Regions from separate parts of the Homo sapiens genome. Here all the other regions are linked to region 2. Evidence: chromatin loops called from intact Hi-C (ENCODE). Cell type or tissue: A673. All regions are shown on one strand.

The links. Peaks named below come from ENCODE experiments on the same cell type or tissue, not always from the same donor. Only the 100,000 strongest peaks of a DNase experiment are listed, where the experiment ranks them.
Region 1: a loop joins it to region 2, with 4 times the contacts of the local background. A loop is called at or near these places in 2 of 110 quality-filtered maps.
Region 3: a loop joins it to region 2, with 6 times the contacts of the local background. A loop is called at or near these places in 8 of 110 quality-filtered maps.

Annotation. Positions count from the first base shown.
Region 1 is chr1:192,224,818-192,227,317 of GRCh38, forward strand. No RefSeq gene overlaps it. Among named protein-coding and RNA genes, the nearest start is that of RGS18, 68 kb to the left of the region's middle. In A673, no CTCF peak of the experiment used is centred here; DNase peaks (open chromatin) are centred at 244, 674 and 1,044; H3K27ac peaks cover 2,500 bases.
Region 2 is chr1:192,444,966-192,447,465 of GRCh38, forward strand. No RefSeq gene overlaps it. Among named protein-coding and RNA genes, the nearest start is that of RGS21, 130 kb to the left of the region's middle. In A673, a CTCF peak has its summit at 1,088 (motif pointing left); a DNase peak (open chromatin) is centred at 1,066; H3K27ac peaks cover 1,396 bases.
Region 3 is chr1:192,315,757-192,318,256 of GRCh38, forward strand. RGS21 (regulator of G protein signaling 21) reads left to right here and starts at 1,236. Exons shown (of 5, transcript NM_001039152.3): 1 at 1,236-1,349. In A673, no CTCF peak of the experiment used is centred here; a DNase peak (open chromatin) is centred at 1,485; H3K27ac peaks cover 1,767 bases.

The DNA.
Region 1 (2,500 bases), 220 kb before region 2:
CATCATATCAATATGGTTGCTGAAAAAGACAGATGAATCATGGTGTGATAATACATTATTATTAACTTAAATGAAGAGTAGAAAAGTTGCAGCTGATGTGCTATAAATGATGGTGCAGATCCACACTGCTCTGGCACTTGTCATGCAGCTCTAGATCAAGAGCTGCAATCAACAATCTTTTTCTGTAAAGGGCCACTTAGTAAATATTTCAGGCTTTGCAAGCCATATGGTCTGTGTCAACTCTGTCATTGTAGCACAAAATTAGCCATAGGCAATATGTAAATGAATGCAAGTGGCTGTATACCAATAAACCTTTATCTGAAAAAATAGATGATGAGTCAGGTTTGTCCTATTGGCCATAGTGTGACAAACCCTGATCTAGAAAATATGGCTTTTCAATTTCTATTAGTAAAGATGTTCATATATCTCTAAATGATGAAGCAAATCATTATCTTTCCCAGAGCTATTTTCCCTTTCCTGCTCTCTATAAAAAAATTTAATCATTTTTACTTTTTGTATACTATCTCACCGAAACTAGAGATTTCCATGGTAGATAGGAATGTTATATGGTGTTTCTAATATGTCTCAATAGAGGTTGGAGTGCAAACCTCAAGGAGAAAACTACTTATCATATGAAAAGGAGATCCTGGTGTGCTCCTTGTGCCTAGTAGAGACTGAGTGCCTGGCTACAGACATCAAGCTGCACTAAAACTAGAACTGCCAATATAAGCTAGATATTGTCACTACCACCACAACGTAAGATAGGATATGCATATGATGAAAATGGTATACTTGAGATCAAACCAAAGGAGATCCAGAAGTCACTAATAATTTACTTGTTACTTGAAGAGGTAGCTTACATGGACAAATTACCTGTCTCTATTACACAGTTGTCCCTCCCTCAGACCCTACCAATGGTCTTGTCGACGTTCCCTGTTCAACTGAAAATAAAGAAAAAAAAATCCTGAGCCTAGTTTACAGATGAATTATCCTGGTATTTGAATGGAAGCCAGAAATGAATATTTTTACACACGGCTCCATAGGGGGTGGTCCTAAAGACACAGAAAACAGAAATCTTCCCAGTAGTAAGAATTTAAGCAATATGCTTAGTCATTTCCTTTTACACAGGAAAAAGTAGTTGAGATGAATATACAGATTGTTGGGCAATGGTGAATGGCCTAGTTAGTTTGTTAACAGACTAGAATGGACAAGATTGAAAAGTATAGTAAAGGAGTTATGATGGAGAGTAATGTGAATGGGACCTGAGTGTGAGTGGACCTGAAGTATGAAGCATTTTGTATATCGCATCAAAGCCTACAAGAAAACATCAGCTACAGAGAAGATGCCGAACAACTAGTTAGATAAAAAAGACTTGTCCAGTAGATGTCATCCAGCCTCTGTCTTTGGTCATTCTATTGCTGGCTCAATTAACTAAAAAGTGGAGTATCATGGTGGCAGGGACAAAAGTTATATGGCCACAAAAGGTATAGACTCCCTTGTACCAAGGCTTTTATTGTTCCAAACATTACTGAATGTCTGAACTTTTCAGCAGCGGAGAACCACTTGGTGCTATGTTGTATACATCAAATCTCTTCTATCATGAACAAATCAGTGATTCATTGTTGGTGCAACAGTTTTTCACTCTGAAATAATGTTTTTCTTCCTTGCCTCAGCACTACTATCTAATTTCTGACAGATTTACTAATGTCCCATACTAAATGATACTGCCCTTAACTAATGAAGTAATTGTATAGCAAAGGAGCTATAACAATAAACATGCACTCATGGGATTCACCAATCCTGTCATATAGCATATTGCCCAAAAATTCACACCCTGAATTTTGGAATAAATATTCAAAGATTCACTCACCTAAGATGAAAACTTGGAAGAGATATCTTGCCAGGTTGGAAAAATCTCCTCCAGGATAAGGTATTAACACTGAGTCAATAACAATTAGATGCTGTTTTGCATCCAGTAGCTAAAACATGTGAAACCAAGAACCACAGGATAGAAATAGAAATGGCTGCTATCTTCACTCTCAGCAATCTACTTAGAGAACTTTTATTTGTCTTCCACGCAACATTAGGCTCTAAAGGTAAGTGAAATATTGGACTGTAAAGGCAGTGTCATACAATGGGGAATCAGGGGATGCGTCGACCAAAAGACACAGCAAGGGTTCCATTAAACCTAATGATATAACTGATACTAAATCATTTTGGGCACCTCATGCCAGTAGGCCATCAGATAAAGTAGTGAACTACTGTCATAATAGGTCGGGTTGATGCTTTATAATAACAGCAAAGAGAGATATGTCTTGGAACTTAAGGGATACACTGGAGCATTGCCCAGTAACAATAGTTAAAATGCAATTATAGCCACCATAGCCAGATAAAAGCAAGGTGACTGAGATTCATAGCCCTAAGGGATAAAGGTTTGAGTCCACAAGGCAAGCAATCTAGGTCAGAAAACATGCTCCTGCGGATGAAGGTAATCTAGAAT
Region 2 (2,500 bases):
GGAAGAATAGTAATCATTTCATGATAATATTCACATTCGTGATATTAGCAAGTTAATGATGAATTTATACTCACTGTTATTGATCAAATGTGATTGATAACAATATTAACTAGAAAATGCTCACTTTGGGACCATTATTTAAAGTACATTCTGTGTTCTGTGTGGCTTTTTTTTTTCATTCTCCTCTGTCAGTATGAAATGCCTGACATTCATTCATGAAGCATTTCTTAGATTCCCATTATGTGCCAGGCTCTCAGAGGCAAAAGCAAACAAGATACAGTTCTTTCCTCAAAGGATGTACAATTAAATAAAATATGGCAGGTTAGAAAATAAATATGTCCACTGAAAAGGCATAGATGCTGATATAAAACTGTGTAAGGAAACAATGGGGCACAAACTATAGAGCAAGTAACAGGTTTTACCTGGGCAGGCATCAGGAAGTGCTTTAGTAAGGAAGGAATTTTTGAGTGGCCTCTGAACAGGAATGTGCGACAGGGAGCAATTCCAGGAAAGGCGTGGAGACACAGAATAACCCAGCAAGGTTTCTCTGAAGAAAATAATCTACTGCTTTGTGTGGGTTCATGTGTGTGTGTGCTATATGATATATAGATAACATTACATATGACATATATTACAGATACTACTATATGTTTTATACATGACACACATCCATAATATGCGTAAATATATTTATAAAATCAATATACACAATAAATGGTTGTCTGTATATACATACATATACACACGTCAATAGATACATATATGGATTTTGTGTTGTTTAGAGCAAAGTAGTCACATTTTCATCAGCCTCTGGAATGCTATGATCACACATCCCTTCTTCGGCCCTCCCTTTCTGATTTGCTCCTCAGTTTAGTCGTTTAAAATGCTTACCAGGTGTGCTCTCACATTTGACAGCAAAATAGTACCCAGACCCAGAAAATATTTGAAATTTAAATTTTTAATCCTGTTTTTAAGTCATTTACATGAAAATCTAAAAATATCCTTTAAAAGAACATTACCCTATCGTTTTCTTAGAAGAGAATAAAACAGTACAGTAACTTTAGGTACTCTGGCGCCACCTTGTGGTTTCTTTTCATATGACACTGTCCCGGTAAATATTTTTTTAATTTGCTGTAGAAAACTTTAAAAATACTATATCCAGAATCTACAAGGAACTTAAAAAAAATTACAAGAAAAAAATAACCTCATCAAAAAGTGGGCAGAGGATATGAACAGACACGTCTCGAAAGAAGACATGTGTGCAGCCATCAAACATGAAAAAAAGCTCAACATCACTGATCATTAGAGAAATGCAAATCAAAACCACAGTGAAGTACCATCTCACGCCAGTCAGAATGGTGATTATTAAAAAGCCAAGAAATAATGGATGCTGGTGAGGCTGTGGAGAAGAAGAAACACTTTTACACTGTTGGTGGGAATGTAAATTAGTTCAACCATTGTGGAAGACAGTGTGGCAATTCCTCAAGGATCTAGAACCAGAAATAACATTTGACCCAGCAATCCCATTACTGGGTATATACCCAGAGGATTATAAATCATTATACTATAAAGACACATGCACACGTATGTTTATTGCAGCACTATTTACAATGGCAAAGACTTGGAACCAACCCAAATGCCCATCAATGATAGACTGGATTAAGAAAATGTGGCACATGTACACCATGGAATACTATGCAGACATAAAAAGGAATGAGATCATGTTCTTTTCAGGGACATGGATGAAGCTGGAAGCCATCATTCTCAACAAACTAACACAGAAGCATAAAACAAAACACCGCATGTTCTCACTCATAAATGGGAGTTGAACAATGACACATAAGTGGGAGTTGAACAGGGACACAGTGATGGGAATAACACACACTGGGCCTGTTGGGGAGTGGGGGCGAGGGGAGGAAACCTAGAGAATGGGTCAAATAGGTGCAGCAAACCACCATAGCACACATATACCTGTGTAACAAACCTACACGTTCTGCGCAGGTATCCCAGAACTTAAAGTAAAATAAAATTTAAAAAATACTATACCCCAGCATCTGTTCAACAACTATTTCTTAAACATTATATTGGGATCGGAAATATCATTCGCCACTAGGTTTACAAAACAAATAATAAGTGGACATTTTTAAGGGGCTTAATTTCTGGTATGTATTTTGAAGACAGGCCTAGGGCTGAGATACAGACACAATATATTGTTACATTACCCTTTCTAGAAGTGAGAACATATCTGTATTTTATCATCTTTGTAGCAGATTTTTTTTTAAAAAAGTCACCTTTTGGTGACCAGCTGAATGATATCATCTGTTTGAGAAAGCTTTAGAAGCAGTTCCTGGAAAAAGGCTATACAATGAATTATTTTTCTCACTGAATTTTCCAGAGTGCCACAGCAACAATGGTTCAGCACTGTTAGGAGGTAGATCATTTCTCTGCACTCACACGTCAGAAATCCTATGGCACACAAGAGTGGACCACTGACTGCATA
Region 3 (2,500 bases), 130 kb before region 2:
AGCTTACATTTCTTCAGTCATTGTGTGTAGCACAAGAGGGACATTAAGTATACACACTGAGACAAAAAGAAAATAAATAACCTAACTTTCAAAATTGTTTGGGTAAAGCTAACAATTATGCTAAATATTTTCCTTTATAGATGTATCACATTTCAAATACTACATACATAGCATATATTTAACGGAGTTTAGTAAAATATCAAGTAAAACTACTTAGTAAAGCAATATATTTCTCCCTGTAATAATACTTAAACACATTTGAGGCTATGTGAGTAGTAAAGAGTTAATTATTTGCACTAAAACCCAAAGGTCCAGAGTTAAAATGTGACAATCTATTGAAGTTTTTGATATGCCAGTGTTACAGCATAGAAAACAAAACATATTCAATAAATTAATCATTAATGCATCTAGATCGTAAAATAGGATGTGCATTAAAATGCTCTCACCGCAACAGCTGATGTTTCATTGATACAGGAAAGGCTCAAATAATCTGGACAGATGAAGTGGTTGTATAATATTTTCCTCCTTCGCCACTTCAAGTATATCTGTCCAATTTTAGGCCCATTACTTTAAAAAAGAGAGCATAGTTTGATAATTTCCCTTCATTATCTGCTTGACTTGATAAAGATGTTGTTCATACATTAAAAGTTGCGCCTTGATTAGCTGAAATCATAAAATAATAGTATGTAGCTTTTAAGTATTTTAAGTGTCTTCCACATAAGCTTTGAATCATTGAAACTAAAGGCTATAATCTGGGCAGATGCGAAACTAAAGACAAATTTCCTATGCAAACATGTATACCATATGAAAGCCATGCAAATACTGCCTTCAGAAGAAAAACAAAGGCTTGTTTTATTTTTTTCCCTCAAACTGAGCTACTTTATCAGAGTACAATTGCAAAGTAAAGATTTACATATTTTTGACTGAAAAAATAATTTCCATACCACATGTATGTGACTTCACAATGTGAAGATTTTAGGACACTGACACAAATAGGTACCAGGTCATTAAAAAAAGAGACTCAGATAGTCGGAGTTACTGTTACATTTATTATGTATTTAATAGAAACACCACCAAAATTCTTCAAATTAAAACTAACTACAATCTAAATATCTTGATTATGGAATGGATTCAATGGTGTTTAGATATTAAACTTAACCTCAAAAATAATGTGGTTATATGAAGATTGTGTAGAAAAGAAAAACATATGGTAGAGAGTATGTTAATATAGAAAAGTTACCACTTGGAAAACAATTCATCTGAAAGAAGCACAGATTTTCTCATCTATCCTGTCAACAAAGAAGGAATCAAGAGAGCAAGGACAGTGATTTCCCCTGCATTGCATTTGTGTGAGTATAAAGAGATTTAAGGTTTATTATATAAATGAACTTGTTACAAAGATTAAACTGATGACATTTAGAGATAAAAATGCCAACTATTAGATTCTTTTCATCAAACTCAGCGAGTTTGGAATCATAAAAAGAAAAAATTTTACTAGCTATTCATTTGGTAACATTTGCAGAAAATAATATATTATCACAGATTGTCAAAGAACTGACACTTTGCCAACTAGTCTGCTTCAAATTTGTAAAAAAGATGAACAAAGGATATCAGACTCCACGGGAGGGGAGAGAAAAAGACAAGAGATAGGATTATAGAACCCATAGAATTTTAAAGCTAGAAGAAATGTAAAAAAAAAAAATCTATCTCATACTTTTCTTATATCCTTTTGGAAAAGCAACTAGAACAAGTAATAATAACATCTTTCTCAAGGACACACAGCAGGTGGCCAATTACCATACCTGAAAGTAATGAATTATATAAATAAAGAAAATGTGAGAAAGATGTTACATACAGCATAGAAAAGCACATTAAATATAATATTACTATTTTTATGTCTTTACTTATATATGGTTAAATGACTTGAGTAGAACTTGATAGGATAAAAGCACTACTTCAACAATGTTTACAGTTTTAAAGATATATTTCAGTTAGTACTTTCACTATTCTTCAAATTTTATTTTTAAAATAATTTTGAAAAATGCATCTTCATGTCACTCTAAGTAAAGTCTTATTAACTTATAACTTATATTAAGTTCTTTAAAATTAGTTTATATAATTTTAGTTTGTAATTTCATAAAATTTTTAGTCAACATGTGCATTCACAACTCAAGATGAAATGGTTGTTACTTTGTTTTGGCATTTACTAGTACATGTATTATAGTATATGTATAACATATTAGTGGTTTGTACCATGCCCTAAAACTTATGACACCAAATGCTGGCAACTCTTTCTCCTGCTTTCTAAAATGTATTATAGTCTAAAATATTAGTAAATATTAATATATTCATCGTATAATTGCCTTTTTAAGAAATCAATATCCTGTTATTTTTAGACAATGTCAAAATATTGCATTATCTAAAAAAAACCTAGTCATTAAACTTAGAAATGTCAAGTACACCTGTGAATTTGTTAAGGGGACACTATAATTTTCTATTT